Linked DNA regions of Homo sapiens: region 2 is linked to region 1. Evidence: read pairs that join two places in POLR2A ChIA-PET (ENCODE). Cell type or tissue: GM12878. All regions are shown on one strand. Each heading gives the region's core, and the rest is flanking DNA. Links, peaks and the distances in the headings are about the cores only.

What was found. Peaks named below come from ENCODE experiments on the same cell type or tissue, not always from the same donor. Only the 100,000 strongest peaks of a DNase experiment are listed, where the experiment ranks them.
Region 2: POLR2A ChIA-PET joins it to region 1 with 10 read pairs; 12 of 35 experiments call an interaction of 5 or more read pairs at or near these places.

What each region holds. Positions count from the first base shown.
Region 1 is chr12:121,523,058-121,531,057 of GRCh38, forward strand. All of the region lies in intron 8 of KDM2B (lysine demethylase 2B), which reads right to left. Among named protein-coding and RNA genes, the nearest start is that of KDM2B-DT, 53 kb to the right of the region's middle. RefSeq lists enhancers at 155-344, 6,441-6,942. In GM12878, for the core only: no CTCF peak of the experiment used is centred there; DNase peaks (open chromatin) are centred at 24, 898 and 7,712; H3K4me3 peaks cover 2,274 bases; H3K27ac peaks cover 1,840 bases.
Region 2 is chr12:121,653,581-121,665,972 of GRCh38, forward strand. It overlaps MORN3 (MORN repeat containing 3), which reads right to left. Exons shown (of 6, transcript NM_173855.5): 2 at 5,611-5,768; 3 at 694-853. LOC105370034 (a long non-coding RNA gene) reads left to right here and starts at 10,544. Exons shown (of 3, transcript XR_001749356.2): 1 at 10,544-10,741. RefSeq lists enhancers at 10,374-10,913, 10,627-10,896 and a silencer at 10,407-10,456. In GM12878, for the core only: no CTCF peak of the experiment used is centred there; a DNase peak (open chromatin) is centred at 5,531; H3K4me3 peaks cover 864 bases; H3K27ac peaks cover 1,000 bases.

The DNA of each region.
Region 1 (8,000 bases), core at 1-8,000:
GCGTGGGGCTAGGAGATGGGCAGGAGGAGAATCAACCCCAATTCACAGATGCTGAAACTGAGGGCACAAAGGGGGAAGCCACTTGCTGAATGAGTCACAGCTGGCAAGCGACAGCGGCTCCGTTTTTAGCCAGCACGCTGCACAGCTGCCGCTGCATCAAAGGTTCTGCACAGGACTGCAAGTCCCGGGGGAAAGGCTGGGAAATACAGAGGGGAGGCAAAAGGAGAAACGCAGAGAGAAATAAGGACAAGGGCGGACAGAGGCGGAGCAACTCACAGTGAAGGACAGAGGAGGGTTGGCTGGGGGAATGGTGCAGCAGAGGGAAGGGTGGCGGTGCCCCAAGACCCTGCACCTTGAAGGGCCTGGCCCTGGAGGCCGCTGTCCCCTCCTCTCCCAGCCATGCACTTTATTCTTTTGCTCTGAGGAAAATTACAGCGACTGCCTCTGCCCCCCAAGCCCGAGCGGTTCCAGTCTGTCCCCCAATGAAACACGCCAGCCCTGAGTCATGGGTGGTCACCACTGCTGGGAGCAACGCTCCTGCCTGGAAGACAGCACAGACTGCGGGGCCACTGCTGGCATCCGCAGTGGACACTCAGCCGCTGTCCCTTCCCACCAGGGCAACGCATGGAACAGAGCTGGCCATCCTCAGGGGAGAGCAAGGGAAAGCTCATCACCAGAAGCCCAGTGCTGCCGGGTACAGGCACGAGGGCTTTGCTTTAGGCAACCTCGTTCTGTGCCTGGCTCCCCGGGTCTCTGGCGTGAGCCATGAAAGACAGCTGCTCTGTGCGGTTGCAAGCGGCCGTCGAGCTCCCCAGCTTCCCATCCCACGACCTTCACCCTCCTCTGCACAGAAGCATGGCTGCCGCCCTGAAAGAGCCTCTGTCTCCACATCCGCTTCAGTCTCCTGCCTCTGCTGCCTGCAGGCTGACCTCAACATTTCCATGTTTCCACCAAGTGGAACCATGCTATTGAATGCTGTTATTGTCGCCATCCCCGTTATCCTAGCAACATTTCCTAAGATTGGGACCCGGGACCACCGGGTCATGTGATGCACAGGCAGGTGCATCTTATATGGCCCCACAAGCCTACCTCCCTCCCTGCAGAAAGCCCAAGTCCAGGGGCTAGGGTTCCATCCTGTCCCCTCCACTCCCCTCCCTTCTGGGGAACTTGGTGAGCAAGTCCTGAATCCATATAAGCAATTGGCATTGGTATCTGTGGTTGTCTCTGTCGATCACAAGGGCTCTGGTAGAGGATGGTGCCCACATGCATCCATCTTTCCCAGCCCTGGACTCTCCCTGTTCTCCTGGCAGGTGCAGAGGCCAACGCACCTGACTTACATCTGTTGCCCTGACACGTGAGGAAAGAGGAACACAGAGGAGAGCTGCTGCTGCGAGGAGGGGGCAGGGGATCTGCACGCCCAGACACTCGAGGGATTCTAGAAGCTTTTACCCACTCCCCTTCGCAGCCAGGGCCTCAAGGGTGGGTCAGGCAGCCACCCCTGGATTAGCCGCCACTGCGTCCCTCCCCCAGCTCTGCTCACATCTGCTTCATTACCCACATGCCTCCCTCAGTAAGAAGGAGGTGTGGAAATAACAGCGTTTGTGGGCCCCATCCATACCCCTCCTCCGATGGCCTCTCGACAGCCCAGGAAGCATGAGAGCCGGTGCTCCCAGGCTGCTGCCTGGGCTGGGAACGCTGGCATCTGCCTCCTGCTTCCAGCCAGAGTCATCGACAATATGAAGGCAATAAACAGAGGCTATTCAGGCCAAGCGACCAGGGACAGATGCAGTCATAGATGGGAAGCCAGTGATACACAAAGCAGCACATTCTCTGGGACCTCAGGGGGCCCAAGAAGGGCAGCAGGGGCAGGTGGGGCTCACCCACAACCTGAGCGTCTGCTCAGGACTCGGAATCCAAAGGCCCCACCCACATCTGCCTCCACCTCTGTGGCTTTAGCAGGAATAAACCTAGAGGTCTCAGAACTGGGCAAGGGACACCTCACAGACGCCCACAACCCAACCGGACCCTGGCTTCTTTCACCGACATCAGTGAACTCCCTGCGCCGGGCCAGGATCAGGAACGAACCTGTGGCTGCTGACATGAAGTAAGGATACTCTCCCTTCAAGGACCTCATAGTTGGGACCAGGGGCCAATTACTTCACGCCACCCCATGTTTAAAAATGGGGATATTTCTTTTGTTGTTGTTTTGTTGGGTTTTTGTTTTTTTGAGACAGAGCCTTACTGTGTCACCCAGGCTGGAGTGCAGTGGTGCCATCTCGGCTCACTGCAACCTCCACCTCCCAGGTTCAAGCCATTCTCCTGCCTCAGCCTCCTGAGTAGCTGGAATCACAGGCACACAAATTTTTACTAGAGATGAGGTTTTACCATGTTGGCCAAGCCGGTCTCTAACTCCCAGCCTCAGGTGATCCGCCCACCTCAGCCTCCCAAAGTGCTAAGTGCTGGGATTACAGGCGTGAGCCACCGTGCCACGCCAGTACATTCCATGTGACAATCTGAAATGCTGCCTTCCACCTAGAAAAATAGGAAGGTCTGGATTCCCACCTGGCCCTAGCTGGACTGGCTGAGCAGGTACTGCCCAGTTTCCCACGGCCCCAACCCATCCAGTCCCCTTCCCTGCTTTAGACCCATTTGATAGATGGATCGTCTGAGGCCCAACCACGTGACACCATTAAGGAATTTCTTCTCAGACTTGCTGGAGTGTAAGAAATACCTGGGGCTACCATGATATTTGGGTCTTCAGTGGTTCTTTCTAGAATGCAAGGATGGGAAATAACTTTAGGCCAGCCCAAGTCACAGATCCCTGGGTCTTCCCCAGGCACTGCCATCCCCACTTATATGACAAATAAGGTCCCCATACTGGCCTCTGCCACCCTGGATGCCACCTGGCTGGATAAGCTGCTCTCAGGAGGGAGGGGATCTGTCTTATGTCCCCTCCAAGGCCCCCCACATCATCTGGCACCAAGTGGGCCCTTAAGAAAGTTTGTTAAATGAAGCCGAGACTGGTAGCTCACACCTGTAATCCCAGCACTTTGGGAGGCCAAGGCAGGCGGATCACTTGAAGTCAGGAGTTTGAAACCAGCCTGGCCAACATGATGAAACCCCGTCTCTACTAAAAATAGAAAAAATTAGCTGGGTGTGGTGGCACACGCCTGTAATCCCAGCTACTCAGGAGGCTGAGGCAGGAGAATCACTTGAACCCAGGAGGTAAAAGTTGCAGTGAGCCAATATTGTGCCATTGCCCTCCAGCCTGGGTGACAGAGCAAGACTCTGCCTCAGGGGAAAAAAAAAAGAAAGTTTGTTAAATGAGCAAATAGTTCTCACATAGTCAAGAGTCAAGAAGGAGGACCAGATCCCAAGTCTCCTGACTCCCAAGCTACTGGAGTTCAAAGTAGGTATATTTAGGAATATGTGTTTTCAAAGTAGGCACACCTGGGTTCTTGCTCTGACCTGGTCACTGTGAGATCTTGGGCCTTAGGTATTTTCTTTATTTGTTTAAAAAAAAATGGTGTCACATGCCTGTAGTCCCAGCTACCCTAGAGGCTGTGATAGGACGATTGTTTAAGCCCAGGAGGTCAAGGCAACACTGCAATGAGCTGTGATCACAACATTGCACTCCAGTCTGGGCACAAGAGCAAGACCATGTCTCTAAAACAAAATTTAAAAATTTTTTTAGCCGGGCACAGTGGCTCACACCTGTAATCCCAGCACTTGGGGAGGCCGAGGCGGGCCGATCACCTGAGGTCAGGAGTTCAAGACCAGCCTGGGCAACATGGTAAAACCACGTCTCTACTAAAACTACAAAAATTAGCTGGGCGTGGTGGTGCACACTTGTAATCCCAGCTACTCAGGAGGCTGAGGCAGGAGAATCACTTGAACCCAGGAGGCGGAGGTTGCAGTGAGCCGAGATCATGCCATTGCACTCCAGCCTTGGCAACAAGAGCAACGCTCTGTCTGAAAAATTAAATAAATTTCTTTTTTATATTTTTTGAGACGGAGTCTCGCTCTGTCGCCCAGGCTGGAGTGCAGTGACGTGATCTCTGCTCACTGCAAGCTCTGCCTCCCGGGTTCACACCATTCTCTGGCCTCAGCCTCCCGAGCAGCTGGTACTACATAGGCACCCGCCGCCACGCCCAGATAATTTTTTTTTTTTTGTATTTTTAGTAGAGACGGGGTTTCACCGTGTTAGCCAGGATGGTCTCAATCTCCTGATCTGCCCGCCTTGGCCTCCCAAAGTGCTGGGATTACAGGCGTGAGCCACTGTGCCCAGCCTAAAAAAAAATTGTTTAAAAAAAGGTGGGGAGGCCGGGCACGGTGGCTCACACCTGTAATCCCAGCACTTTGGGAGGCCAAGGCGGGCAGATCAGGAGATTGAGACCATCCTGGCTAACACGGTGAAACCCCGTCTCTACTAAAAATACAAAAAAAGTTAGCCGGGCATGGTGGCAGGCGCCTGTAGTCCCAGCTACTCAGGAGGCTGAAACAGGAGAATGGCGTGAACCCAGGAAGCAGAGCTTGCAGTGAGCTGAGATCGCGCCACTGCACTCCAGACTGGGTGACAGAGGGAGACTCCGTCTCAAAAAAAAAAAAAAAAAAAAAAAAGTGGGGAATATTACATTTTTCCATAAATGCTTGCAGAGAAGATACATAATGTACATAAAATGTTCACTGGATCAAGCCATGCTACTCCAGCCTGGGCAACAAAGTAAGACCCTGACTCAATAAAATAAAATAAAATTTGTAAATGTTCATTGCTTATAACTGTTAACTATAGCTCACCTAGGCTGGCACAGCCAGAGTGGGGAGGCCGAGCCTGCAAATGTGGCCAGTATGCTCCCATAGGCCAGGTTGAGTTGGAGGAAAAAGACATCACCTGGTTCACCCCAGGTACTTAAAGTTTCCAACCTCCTATTCCCCGGGGGTGACTTCCACCTCCAGCTTTCCTTACTGATAATTATAAGGCTAACACCTGGTGACCCCTAGGCACTGTTTACTGTGGCCTTGATGTCCTGACCCTGACGCTGTATTCTCACCTCCTGCCTCATCAAGGTATAGCCAGCTAGGCAGGGCAAGCTCAAACCCCTTTCTCCAGGTCATTCTACTCCTCAGTCACCTTCAACGGTCTTCCTCTTCCAGGCAGCTCTCCTAGGTTACCTAGGAATAAAGCCTGAAGAATAGCACCATTTAAAATCTTCCTTGGCAGCCGGGCGCTATGGCTTATGCCTGTAATCCCAGCACTTTGGGAGGCTGAGGCAGCAGGATCACTTGAGGCCAGGAATTTGAGACCAGGTTGATCAACATGGAAAAACCCCGTCTCCACTAAAAACACAAAAGTTAGCCGGGCCCGGTAGCGTACGCTTGTAATCCCAGCTACTCAGGAGGCTGAGGCATGAGAATTGCTTAAACTTGGGAGGTGGAGGTTGCAGTGAGTCGAGATGGTGCCCAGTGCACTCCAGCCTAGGCAACAGGGTGAGACTCTGTCTCAAAAAAATGAAAAAATAATAAATAAATAAATAAATAAATAAATAAGGTCTTCCTTGGATGCATAGCTGAATTCTATCAGACATTCAAAGATGACTTGGCAAGCCAAGCAGATCACCTGAGGTCAGGAGTTTGAGACCAGCCTGGGCAACATGGTGAAACCCCATCTCTACTAAAAATACAAAAATTAGCCAGGCGTGGCGGCACATGCCTGTAATCCCAGCTACTTGGGAGGCTGAGGCTGGAGAATCGCTTGAACTTGGGAGGCGGAGGTTACAGTGAGCTGAGATCGTGCCACTGCACTCCAGCTTGGGTAACAAGAGTGAAACTCTGTCTCAAAAAAACAAAACAAAACAAAGATGACTTGGTACCAATCCTGTTGACACTATTCCAAAAGAGAGGGAAAGAGAGAATCCTCTCTGAATCATTCTATGAAGCCAGTATCACCCTAATACCCAAACCAGGAAAGGACATAACAAAAAGGAAACTAAAGACCAATATCCCTGATTAACATAGATGCAAAAAACCTCAACAAAATACTAGTAACTAAATCCAACAGCATATCAACAAGATAATCCCTCCATGATCAAGTGGGTTTCATGCCAGGGATGGTTTAACATACACATGTCGATAAATGTGATACACCACGTAAACAGAATTAAAAATTAAAAAATCACACGATCATCTGAATAGACACAGAAAAAGCATTTGACAAAATCCAGCATCCCTTTATGATGAAAGTCTTCCTAAACCATCAGCATCCTATGAGCTTTCAGAGAACTGAAGACTCCATGAACCACGGACTGGGAGGCGTGAGGTCAGTGTGGCAGGAGGAGAGGTGCCTAAGGTCACACTGTGGCAATGAAAACTCAGGTCAGAGGTGGGAAATGCCAGAATTCAATTCTCTGCTTCAATACAGAAAAACTCCCATCCAGGGAGCTGCAAACCCTTTCTGGGTTTCCCAAGACTCTCTCCTCAAAGCCACAAATCAAGTACCACGAATCTCAGATGTGTGTCTGTACGTGGCTCAGAGGGTGTGAATGCTGGAGAGAATCCCCAGGCCTGGGGAGGACCTAAAATACTCATCTAGGGGCTGGGCGCGGTGGCTCATGTCTGTAATCCCAGCATTTTGGGAGGCCGAGGCGGGTGGATCACTTGACCCTAGGAGTTCGAGACCTGCCTGGACAACATGGCAAAACCCCGTTGCTACTAAAAATACAAAAATTAGCCGGGCATGGTGGCGTGTACCTGTAATCTCAGCTACTAGGGAGGCTGAGGCAGGAGAATCGCTTGAACCCGGGAGGCGGAGGTTGCAGTGAGCCAAGATTGCACCACCATGCTCCAGCCTGGCGACAGAGCAAGACTCTGTCTCAAAAAAAAAAAAAAAGAAGAGCAGGCGCAGTGGCTCACGCCTGTAATCCCAGCACTTTGGGAGGCCAAGGTGGGCAGATCATGAGGTCAGGAGATCAAGACCATCCTGGCTAACACAGTGAAAACGTGTCTCTACTAAAAACACAAAAAATTAGCCAGGCATGGTGGCGGGTGCCTGTGGTCCCAGCTATTCGGGAAGCTGAGGCAGGAGAATGGTGTGAACCCGGGAGGCGGAGCTTGCAGTGAGCCGAGATTGCGCCACTGCACTCCAGCCTGGGCAACAGAGCAAGACTCCCTCTCAAAAAAAAAAAAAAAAAAAAAATACTAATCTAGGTCAGTGGACCCCAGTCTCTGGTCCTTTAGTTTTCACTGGTTGGAAACAGAATGAGAAAAACTATCAAAGTTAAAGTACTATCCTTTATTCTGACATTTTATACTTGTAACTTTTTTAGTGTCAGAATAGACCATGGGGTTTGTTGATCTTAACACCCATCTTTAGCAAAATTATAAGTTGGCAACTCTGTATCTGTTCCTAAGTTTTTTTTCACTGGTCCATGAAATCAATGGCTGGGAACCGCTGAACTATGCTGCACCCTCCCTCCCACCCTACCCCACCCCTGTATCTCAGAGGGTGGCAAATTCCAACTGTCCCTTTTCTACTTCCCAAAACTCCAGGGGAAAAAATCCTGGTATCTCAATGCATGACCCTTCAGGCCAGAAGTCTTTGCCAGGACCTAACTGGACTCCTGCTTGCAGCAACTCAAATGCACATTTCCTCTTCCTGCCTTCAATAGACAGCCACGCCCACACCCCTGCTGCCAGGGCTTCTCAAGACCTCCCCCAGCTTGCTTAAGTCACCAACATCAACACCCACACCATCCCACACAGGGGAAAAGTGATGAGCCACCTCCCAGCTCTGCATAAGGCCTGGACAGAGAGACTTAAGGCCTGTTAGGCTCAGAGGATGGGGTTGGGAGGGAACTTGAGGGTCCCAGAGTTCAGCTCCACCCCACCACCATTGTAGAGAGAGCTGAGGTGCAGAGAGAGGAAGAGACCAGCTAACGTCACAGAGTCAGCAGCAAGGCCAAGAGCCTTCCAGTCATCCTTTGAATCCAGGGCCAATCCAGCAA
Region 2 (12,392 bases), core at 535-8,534, 130 kb after region 1:
AGTGACAACCTCCGCCTCCCGAGTTCAAGTGATTCTCCTGCCTCAGCCTCCTGAGTAGCTGGGATTACAGGTGTATACCACCACATGCAGCTACTTTTTGTATTTTTAGTAGAGACAGGGTTTCTCCACGTTGGCCAGGCTGATCTCAAACTCCTGACCTCATGATCCGCCCGCCTCTGCCTCCCAAAGTGCTGGGATTACAGGCATGAGCCACTGCGCCTGGCTTTTTTTTTAAAAATTGAGATATAAGTTCATATAACATAAGTTGGCCATTTTGAAGTGTATAGTTCAGTGGCATTTAGTACATTCACAATGCTGTGCAACCATTACCTCTATCTAGTTTCAAAACGTTTTAATCACCCGAAAAGGAAACCCTGTGCCCATTAAGCAGCCATTCCCCACACCCACTAATGTCACCACCCCCATAGTCCTAGGCAACCATTAGTCTACTTTCTGTCTCTGTGGAGGTGCGTGTCCTAAAAATTTCATATAAATAGCATCATATATATGTGACCTTTTGTGACTGAGGGGAGAGATAGGGTGCTCTTCCTCTCTTGTCCCACATTGACACAAGGGTCAGTGTGGGACAAGAGTGTGGGGTGTGGCCTGTCTCTGTGGGACCAAATGGGCGTGGCCAGCTCGCTGCCGGGGGCGTGGTCGGGTGGGCGGGGCCGGCGGGGGTGGGGCACTCACTCAGGCGCAGCATGCCCTCCCCGTTGGGCTTGTCGTTCTCCCACTGTCCCTCGTAGATGTCGCCGTTGCTGTAATACATGCGGCCCCACCCGCTGCGCTGGCTGCCACACCAGTCACCCTCATAATACTCCTTGGGTCCGAAAAACTGGATCCCATAACCCTGAAAGTACGAAGATGCTACTACTCAGGGCGCCCCCCAACACCACCAGGAAAGCCCACCGTCTTCCCAGGCACCCCTAGAGCCACACACCCCAGCTTCTTCCTTCTTCCTCAGCCCTACGTCCAAGCGGAGGGTCGTGTCTTAGCGGAGTATCCTGTCTTTTTTGTTTGTTTGTTTGTTTTTAGACAGAGATCCACTCTGTCACCCAGGCTGGAGTGCAGTGATGTGATCTCGGCTCACTGTAACCTCCGTCCCCCGGGTTCAAGTGATTCTCCTGCCTCAGCCTCCCGAGAAGCTGGGATTACAAACACGCATCACCACGCCCTGCTAATTTTTGTATTTTTAGGAGAGACAGGGTTTCACCATGTTGGCCAGGCTGGTCTTGAACTCCTGACTTCAAGTGATCCGCCCGCCTCAGCCTCCCAAAGTGCTGGGATTACAGGTGTGAGCCATAGTGCCCACCGATAATGTCTTGAAGGATCTCCCCATGCTCTGTTTCTCTCTGTCCCTCTGCTGGCGCCTCCATGCAGCCAGTCATTAAACTCCCTCCTTACTGACCCACCCTCTCCTCTCTCATCCCCACCACACCATGCGCCATGCAGCCCCTACAGCGCCGGAGGACTCTTTAAATCGCCCATCTAGGCTGGGCGCTGTGGCTCACCGGCTCACTTTAGGAGGCTGAGGTGGGTGGATCACTTGAGGTCAGGAGTTTGAGACCAGCCTGGCCAACATGGTGAAACCCCATCTCTACCAAAAATACAAAAAATTAGCTGGGCGTGATGGCGGCGCCTGTGATCCCAGTTACTGGGGAGGCTGAGGCAGGAGAATCACTTGAACCTGGGAGATGGAGGTTGCAGTGAGCTGAGAATGCACGGTAGCCTAGGTGACAGGGTGAGACGCTATCTCAAAAAAAAAAAAAATCGCCCATCTGATCATGCTCGCCCCCCTCCCACTCTTATTTTGACCCAGAAAAATGAACATAAACACCATACTTAGCCTGGCGTGGTGGCTTACGCCTATAATCCCAGCACTTTGGGAGGCCGAGGCAGATGGATCACCTGAGGTCAGGAGTTTTAGACCAGCCTGACCAACGTGGCAAAACCCTGTCTCTATTAAAAATATAAAAAATTAGCTGAGTGTGGTGGTGGGCACCTGTAATACTAGCTACTTGGGAGGCTGAGGCAGAAGAATTGCTTGAACCCAGGAGTCGGAGGTTGCAGTGAGCCCAGATCGTGCCATTGCACTCCCACCTGGGCAACAGAGCAAGACTGTCTCAAAAAACAAACAAACAAACAAACAAAAAACACCACACTTAGGCTGGGCGCTGTGGCTCACGCTTGTAATCCCAGCACTTTGGGAGGCCAAGGCAGGCGGATCACAAGGTCAGGAGATCGAGACCATCCTGGCTAACATGGTGAAAACCCGTCTCTACTAAAAATACAAAAAAATTAGCTGGGTGTGGTGGTGGGTGCCCGTAGTCCCAGCTACTCGGGAGGCTGAGGCAGGAGAAGGCCGTGAACCAGGAGGCGGAGCTTGCAGTGAGCCAAGATCGCGCCACTGTACTCCAGCCTGGGCAACAGAGAAAGACTCCGTCTCAAAAAACAAAAAACACCACACTTAGTGTCCAACCACAGGGAAACAAGGTCTGTTTGCAGATCACACCCGAGGAGGTTGGGTTGAGAAGCCAAGTCTACTCCTCAAAATCCTGATTTCCCACATATCCCTGAGGGCCCCCGCAACTCTTCTCCTCACTCCTGTCCCAGGGCAGACACACTCTGCTGTTTTACATCTCGTTCCCTTTGCTATTTTTTTGCCTCCCATCTTTCTCCCTTTTTTTTCTTCCTGGCTAACTCCTAGCATCTTTTAGTGTCACCTCCTACAGGAAGCCTGCCCTGAATTCCCTCTTTTTGAGACAAGTCTTGCTCTGTTGTCCAGGCTGGAGTGTAGTGGCACCACCATAGCTCACTATAACCTCAGCCTCCTGAGATCAAGCAATCCTCCTGCCTCAGCCTTTTGAAAAGTTGGGACTACAGATGTGCACCACAACATCTAGCTAATTATTATTATTATATAGTTTTATTTATTTATTTATTTATTTTGAGATGGAGTCTCACTCTGTTGCCCAGGCTGAAGTGCAGTGGCGTGATCTCGGTTCACTGCCACCTCTGCCTCCTGGCTTCAAGCGATTCTAATGTCTCCGTCTCCCTAGCTGGGACTACAGGTACACACCACTATGCCCGGCTAATTTTTTTTGTGTTTTTTATTTAGTAGAGACGGGGGTTTCACCATGTTGGCCAGGCTAGTCTCGAACTCCTGACCTCAAGTGATACACCCCTGTCTGCCTCCCAAATTGCTGGGATTACAGGCGTGAGCCATTGTGCTTAGCCTTCTGTCCTGAATTCTCTAGGCTGGGCTTGATGACCTTCCTCTGGGCACCCTGTGAAAACATCCCTCCTAATACCATATTCTACGTAAATTGGTTATTCAGGGCTTTCTCTTCCTACTTGCCAATAAACAATTTGGGAGCAGAGAACATGAAACCCTGGGCTCTACCACTTGCTAGCTGTGTGACTCCAGGCAAGACTGAAACTGCCTTTGCAAAATTATGACTGAGACAGTGAAAGAGATTTAATTTAACTGACTCCATCTTGCTTCTAACCTCTAAGCTGTCCATGTCCATTCCTGGGCTTAAGCTGAACTAACTTTGGGAGAAACTTATAGTTTATAGTTTAAACAAAGACAGTAACAGCCCTTTCCCGAAGACCTCCTTCTTGCCTGGGGACTAGATTGCCTTTGTAGGATTAACATTAGCTACAAGATTATAAATTATGGTTTAGGAGTCATGCAGCTGGAAGCTACAAGATTCTGATCCTCACTAAACTGCTCCTAAGATCAATGCTTAAGATATTTTGCAGACCTTGCACTTGATGGATCAGCTGGCACTACCCAAATCAATAAACTGATTTATGTGATCTTGTGGCTCCCCACCTAGGAACTGACTCAGGGCAAGAAGACAGCTTTGACTCCCTGTGATTTTATCTCTGACCAATCAGCACGCCTGGCTTACTCTTTCCCCCACCCACCAAGTTATCCTTAAAAACTCTGCAGCCAGAATGTTCCGGGAGACTGATTTGAGTAATAATACAACCCAGGGCCAGGCGCGGTGGCTCATGCCCGTAATCTTAGCACTTTGGGAGGCCCAGGCTGGCGGATCACCTGAGGTCGGGAGTTCGAGACCAGCCTGGCCAATATGGAGAAACTCTGTCTCTACTAAAAATACAAAATTAGCAGTGTGTGGTACCACATGCCTGTAATCCCAGCTACTCGGGAGACTGAGGCAGGAGAATCGCTTGAACCCAGGAGGCGGAGGTTGCGGTGAGCCGAGATCACACCATTGCACTCCAGCGTGGCGACAAGAGCGAAACTCCATCTCAAAAAATAAATAAATTAATAATAATAATAATAAAACTCAGGTCTCCCACACAGCCAGTTCTGTGTTAATTACTCTTTCTCTATTGCAATTCCCGTCTTGATGAATCGGCTCTGTCTGGGGAGCAAGAAGACAGCTTTGACTCCCTATGATTTTATCTCTGACCAATCAGCACTCCTGGTTCACTGTCTTTCCCCCACCCACCAAGTTATCCTTAAAAACTCTGCTGCTGGAATGTTCGGGGAGACTGATTTGAGTAATAATACAACTCAAGGCCAGGCACCGGCAAGGTGAACCCCTTGGGCAGTTACAAGACACCTCATCTCTTCGAGCTTGTTTGCTTATCAATAAAATGGGCATGAAGATGATGATGATGATGAGCTGTTGCTGTGAGAGTTAACTGAATATTAAATGTGTTTCAGGCCGGGCGCGGTGGCTCACGCCTGTAATCCCAGCACTTTGGAAGGCCGAGGCGGGCGGATCACGAGGTCAGGGGATGGAGACCATCCTGGCTAACACGGTGAAACCCCGTCTTTACTGAAAATACAAAAAATTAGCCGGGCGTGGTGGCGGGCGCCTGTAGTCCCAGCAACCTGGGAAGCTGAGGCAGGAGAATGGCGTGAACCCGGGAGGCGGAGCTCGCAGTGAGCCAAGATGGCGCCACTGCACTCCAGCCTGGGCGGCAGGATGAGACTCCCTCTCAAAAAAAAAAAAAAAAAAAAAAGTTTTAAATATGTGTTTCAGGCTCACAGTAGCAGTTGCTCAGTTGCAATACTGTTTATTATTAGTGTCTCTGGGACTGATGGTGAGGATTCCTCCACACTTGTGGGAGTAGATGGAGGGAACCTGTGCCCAGCTTGGGTGTTTCCGGGCTGAGCACGCGCCTCTGGCTGGCTTCGGCCCCCCGGGACCCTCCTCTCCTGTCCCCTGCTCTCTTGCTCCCACTTTTCCTACCTCCCTTTTATTCAGGCCCAGCAGAAAGGGGATTCTCAGAAAGTGATACCTGGGGAAAAGAAAGCCAGGAAACGAGGGGGAAAAGGGTGGAGGCGACTTCGTCCCCACAAGCCTGGCTGGCTCCTCGCAACCGCAGGGTTTCGTGGGCTCCTCCCTGGCCTTCTGTTGCTTCCTGTTTCCTGGGTTTTGTTCTGAGAAACTTTGCAATTCCCCCACCCCTTCCTTCTCCCACGAGCAGCACAACCCTGTCCTCCTCCCTGTAGACCTCCCCTCTCTTTTCTCCCAGGCCTCTCTCGGCTTCCCCTAAACACACACGCGCGCACACACACACACACACACACACACACACACCCCGGCTGGCAGGCCTGCTCACCGATTTCTTATCACCTTTCCACCAGCCTGAGTAGACTCTCCTGCACTTTCCTGTCTGTTGGTCAGGAAGGCTGAGGGTGCCGTAGCCGTCTCGCTTCCCAAACTTCCAGTCCCCCTCATAGATGGCTCCTTTCTTCTTCCAGACCTGTGTTCCTTTCCCTGGTGACACACAGATGGGCAATGCTGCAGACATGGCCGCCGGGGGGTGGGGGTGGTGTGCCTGCCTGAGCCTCAGGGGCCCCCAACTAGACGAATCTAGAGAGCTGGGACAGGCTCTGCGCATCATCCTAGACACCAAGTACCCAGGAGAAGGCCAGGAAAGTTCCATTTCTTTCTTTCTTTCTTTCTTTCTTTTTTTTTTTTGAGGCAGTGTCTCACTCTGTCGCCCAGGCTGGAGTGCAGTGGCGCGATCTCAGCTCACTGCAACCTCTGCCTCCCGGGTTCAGGAGATACTCCTGCCTCAGCCTCCAGAGTAGCTAGGACTACAGGTGTGCGCCAACACACTTAGCTAATTTTGTGTTTTAGTAAAGATGGGGTTCCATGTTGGCCAGGCAGGTCTGAAACTCCTGACCTCAAGTGATATGCCCACCTCGGTCTCCCAAAGTGCTGGGATTACAGGCGTGAGCCACTGCGTCCGGCCAGAGGTAATTCTCTTATTTGTTGATTAGTGTCGCATGCCTGTCTTTTCCAGGAGAATGTGAGCTGCAGGAGGGCACAGACTTTGGTCTGTTTTGTTCCCTGCACTGAAAAACTGTGCCTGGAGGCTGGGTGCAGTGGCTCGAGCCTGTAATCCCAGCACTTTGGGAGGCTGAGGCGGGTGGATCACCTGAGGTCAGGAGTTCGAGACCAGCCTGACCAAAATGGCGAAACCCTGTGTCTACTAAAAATACAAAAATTAGCCAGGCGTGGTGGCAGGCGCCTGTAATCCCAGCTACTCAGGAAGCTGAGGCATGAGAATCTCTTGAACCTGGGAGGCGTGGGTTGCAGTGAGCCGAGATGACGTCGTTGCAGTGAGCCGAGATGACGTCATTGCACTCCAGCCTGGGAGACGAGCGAAACTCCATCTCAAAATCAAACAAACAAACAAACAAACTGTTCCTGGCATGTTGTAGGTGACTAATACCTGCTAATTTACTGTTTTCTCTTTTTTTTTCTTTCTTTCTTTCTTTTTTTTTTTTTTGAGACAGAGTCTTGCTGTGTTGCCCAGGCTGAAGTGCAGTGTTGCGATCTCGGCTCACTGCAACCTCCGCCTCCTGGTTCAAGAGATTCTCCTGCCTTAGCCACCCCAGTAGCTAGAATTACAGGTGCCCGCCACCATGCCCAGCTAATTTTTGTATTTTTAGTAGAGACGGGGTTTTACCATATTGGCCAGGCTGGTCTCTAACTCCTGACATCGTGATCCGTCTGCCTTGGCCACCCATAATACTGGGATTGCAGGCATGAGCCACCGCACCCGGCCTTTTTTTTTCTTTCTTTCTTTCTTTTTTTTTTTTTTTAAGACGGAGTTTTGCTATCGTTGCCTGGGCTGGAGTGCAATGGCACGATCTCGGCTCACTGCAACTTCCACCTCTCAGGTACAAGCAATTCTTCCACCTCATCCCCCCAAGTAGCTGGGATTACAGGAATGCACCAGCACGCCTGGCTAATTTTGTATTTTCAGTAGAGACGGGGGTCTCTCCATGTTGGTCAGGCTGGTCTCGAACTCCCGACCTTAGGTGATCTGTCCGCCTCGGCTTCCCAAAGTGCTAGGATTACAGGCGTGAGCCACCGCGCCTGGCCTTTTTCTTTCTTTTTTTTAGACAGGATCTGGCTGTGTTGGCTATGCTGACGTACACAGCTCGCTGCAGCCTCAACCACCCAGGCTCAAATGATCCTTCTGCCTCAGCCTCCTGAGTAGCTGAGACCACAGGTGCATGCCACTACACCTGGCTAATTTTTTAAAAAAATTTTATAGAGGCAGAGTCTCTCTATGTTGCCCAGGCTGGTCTCAAACTACTGGGCTCAAGCAGTCCTCCTGCCTAGGCTTCCCAAAGTATTGGGATTACAGGCATGAGGCACCACACCAGGCATTTCTTTCTTTTTAGAGATGGGGTCTTGCTATGTTACCCAGGCTGGTCTTGAACTCTTGAGCTAAAGAGATTCTCCCTTCTCAGCCTCTCGACGAGCTGGGAATACAAGCACACACCAGTACACCGAGCTTAATACATATTTAACAAAACGATGAATAAAATATTTGTGGAGTACCAATATTGGTCAATTCATGTCTGGGTCCTTGGTAACCCAGGAACAAATTCAACATTATCCCTCTGAGCTTTGTGACCTTGACCAAGTAAGTTAATTCTTTGGGTCTCTCTGAGCCTCAGATATCTCAGCTGTAAAATGGGTATAAGAATATCTTATGGGGGGGCTGGGCGCAGTGGCTCACGCCTGTAACCCAGCAGTTTGGGAGGCCGAGGCGCGCTGATCACTTGAGGTCAGGAGTTTGAGACCAGCCTGGCCAACATAGTGAAACCTGGTCTCTACTAAAAATACAAAAATTAGCTGGGCGTGGTGGTGCTTGCCTGTAATCCCAGCTACTCTGGAGGCTGAGGTAGGAGAATCACTTGAATCTGGGAGGTGGAGGTTGCAGTGAGCTGAGATGGCGCCACTGCACTCCAGCTTGGGCGACAGAGTGAGACTGTGAAAGAAAGAAAGAGAAGGAGAGAGGGAGGGAGGAAGGGAGGAAGGGAGGAAGGAAGGAAGGGAAGAAAGAAAGAAAACGTGCCATTTGTGACAACATGGATGAATCTGGAGGACATTATGCCAAGTGAAATAAGCCAAGCAGAGAAAGACAAATACTGCATGATTTTACTTATATGTGGAATCTAAAAAGTCAAACTCATAGAAACAGTAAAATAGCAATTAGCAGGGGCTGGTGGGGTGGGGAAAATGTGGAGATGTTCTGTCAAAGGGTGCATACTTTTTGTTACAAGATGTACAAGATTTGGAGACCTAAGGCTGGGCACAGTGGCTCACTCCTATAATCCCAGCAATTTGGGAGGCTGAGGCAGGTAAATCACTTGAGGCTAGAAGTTCAAGACTAGCCTGGGCAACATGGTTAAGCCCTGTCTCTACTAAATATACACAAATTAGCCTGGTGTGGTGGCGCATGCCTATAATCCCAGCTACTCAGTAGGTTGAGGTAGGAGAATTGCTTGAACGTCAGAGGCAGAGGTTGCAGTGAGTGAGATTGCGCCACTGCACTCCAGCCTGGACGACAGAGCGAGACTGTCTCAAAACAAACAGGTCGGGTGCGGTGGCTCGTGTCTGTAATCCCAGCACTTTGGGAGGCCGAGGCAGGCGGATGATGAGGTCAGGAGATCGAGACCATCCTGGCCAACATGGTGAAACCCCGTCTCTACTAAAAATACAAAAATTAGCTGGGCATGGTGGTGAGCACCTGTAATTCTAGCTACTGGGGAGGCTAAGGCTGGAGAATCTCTTGAACCAGGAGGCGGAGGTTGTAGTGAGCCGAGATCGCAACACTGCACTTCAGGCTGGGCAAGAGTGAGACTGAAAAAAAAAAAAAACGCCGGGCATGATGGCTCACACCTGTAATCTCAGTACTTTAGAAGGCTGAAGCGGGCAGATCACCTGAGGTCAGGAGTTCAAGAACAGCCTGGCCAACATAGTGAAAGTCCCAGCTACTTGGGAGGTTGGAGGCAAGAGAATCATTTGAACCCGGGTGGCAGAGGTTGCAGTGATCCAAGATCGCACCACCGCCCTCCAGCCTGGCAACAGAGCGGGACTCCGTCTCAAAAAGACAAAACAAAACAAAAACAAAGATCTGGAGACCTGGTGTACAGCATCGTTCTATATTAATACTGTATTGGTGTATTGGATACTGTACTTGAAATTTGCTAAGAGAATAGATCTTAATTGTTCTCCCCACACACAAACAAAATGGTAATAATGTGAGGAGATGGATATGCTAATTACTTTGATTGTACTAATAATTTCGAAATGTAGACTTTTTTTTTTTTTTTTGAGACAGAGTTTCATTCTTGTTGCTCAGGCTGGAGTGCAACGGTGCAATCTCGGCTCACTGCAACCTCCGCCTCCTGGGTTCAAGCGATTCTCCTGTCTCAGCCTCCTGAGTAGCTGGGATTACAGGCATGCGCCACCACGTTTGGCTAATTTTGTATTTTTAGTAGAGACGGTGTTTCCCCATGTTGGCCAGGCTGGTCTCCAACTCACGACCTCAGGAGATCCACCCATCTCAGCCTCCCAAAGTGCTGGGATTACAGGCGTAAGCCACTGCGTCCGGCCTTCGAAATGTAGACTTTTAAGAAAATATCTTACTACACATCTTAAGTATATACAATTTTTCTTTGTCAATCATACCGCAATAAAGCCGAGGGAGAAAAGATTCAATTTGTGAGCAATTACGGGACCATTCTAATTTTCTGAAAAGAAAAACAGTATCTCATGGGGTTGTTTCTTATCACTAGATTCCAGGATATGTGTACAGCACTTAGAGCCTACAAGTAGGAAATACGATGTCAATGTTAGCCTTTATTGGTTTTTTTTATTTTTTTATTTTTTTTTTCCTCTCTCAAATCATGGGAGCCTTTGTTATTATTTTTGCCCTTGGGGAGCCCATGGTCTGGTAGGGCCCAACCACATTGTAGGGGCTGTTGGGTTGTTTGCGTTTGTCCTGCCCCTCACTTCCTCCTGGTTTTATTTCCTTTGGGGACACCACTCTCCCACTCTAAACCCCCAAGGTTTGGGTGGCTGACTCCGCCCCCTGGCAGGCCTACCCAATCAGTGTATTCTACCCACCAGGCTGCTGTGATTGGGTCAGTGCAGGCCACCTGACCCAAGTTGGTCCAATGAGACTCCGTGTAAGTCCATTTGGGCCACCACACCCACCCGGGCCTGCAAGGGGAGGAAGCTGACTTAAGAAGGAACTCAACGCAGAGGAAAGCAAAATGGAGACATGGAGGGAGACGCCAAGTTCCAGTGACATTAAGCCCCTGAATCCCACCATGGCTGAACTTGCATTACTGAAGCCCTCCTGAGTTGAATTTCTGCCTCTTGCAAATGAAAGAGGCCTGATGAATACCCACATAGTTCAATTTCAATATACGAAGGTAGGCACTGAGATTTCAATATCAGAAGAAGGGCACTTGGTCAAATCTGGGGACTCAGAGACTTCCTGGAGGGGGTGACGTTGGGGCCAGGAAGGGCAGTCCAGGCACAGGGAACTGCATGAGTAAAGGCAAAGAGGTTTGAAAATGATGGTTGCAGCCGGGCGAGGTGGCTCACGCCTGTAATCGCAGCACTTTGGGAGGCCAAGGCGGGCGGATCACTTGAGGTCGGGAGTTCGAGACCAGCCTGGCCAACATGGCGAAATCTCGTCTCTACTGAAGATACAAAAATTAACCGGGCATGGTAGCAGGTGCCTGTAATCACAGCTACTTGGGAGGCAGGAGAATCGCTTGAACCCAGGAGCAACAGAGTGATTGGCTAGCCAATACATTGATTGGCTAGGCCTGCTAGGGGGGCGGAGTCAGCCCACCCGAACCTTGGGGATTTAGAGTGGGAGAGGGGTGTCCCTAAAGGAAATAAAACCGGGAGGAAGTGAGGGGCAGGACAGGCGAAAACAACCTGTTTTTTTTTTTTTTTTTGTAGCCCCTACCAAAAAAAAAAAAAAAAAGACACTGATGGATGCTCATGACTATGCCTTCCGTGGGTGGCTTCAGTCTCTCCTACCGCAGGCAAATGCAGGAGACACATGGGAATCAATAGGCTGGGAATTAGAGGGGAAAGGTGCTTTTTCTCTGCTAGTCCATTTTGAAAAATCTCATCTCAATTTTTTGATTTGCCCAGTTGGATTACGTGCTCATTTCTGTGACCAAGGTAGCAGGGGCCTGTTATTAGAAGAAGGTGAAGAGTGAGAGCAGGAGGCATCCAACAGTCGAGTTAGGGGTTGATACGCACAGTATATGGCCTGTGCTGGGGAAAGTCCCTAGCCTAACAGTACTGGAGTACCTCGTATAGGAGTCCTGAGACCTGGTTTTAAGATCTCGCGTTTTCTTTTTCTTTCCTTTTTTTTTTTTTTTTTTTTTTTTTTTTTTGAGACGGTGTCTCGCTCTGTCGCCCAGGCTGGAGTGCACTGGCGCGATCTCGGCTCACTGCAAGCTCCGCCTCCCAGGTTCACGCCATTCTCCTGCCTCAGCCTCCTCAGTAGCTGGGACTACAGGCGCCCGCCACCACGCCCGGCTAATTTTTTGGATTAGAAAACGCGAGGTCTTGGCCGGGCGCGGTGGCTCACGCCTGTAATCCCGGCACTTTGGCAGGCTGAGGCGGGCGGATCACGAGGTCAGGAGTTCGAGGCCAGCTAACCAACATGGTGAAACCTCGTCTCTACTGAAAATACAAAAATTAGCTGGGCTTGGTGGCGTGCATCTGTAATCCCAGCTACTCAGGAGGCTGAGGCAGGATAATCGCTTGAACCTGGGAGGCAGAAGTTGCAGTGAGCCGAGATCACACCATTGCACTCCAGCCTGGGCGACAGAATGAGACTCTGTCTCAAAAAAAAAAAAAAAAAAAAAAAGACCTGGCATTTTCTGCTACTGTTTGGGTGACTGAATCAGTTGAGGGTTCGGGGTCCAGACGACCCAACAGAAACCATACTGCACTGTCTTCTGCAGTGCAGTGATGCTGGTTGTCGGAACACTGAAGACCCTAGGACAGTTTGAAATGCTAGTTATTTCAAATAGAGAAAATTTAATACAGGGG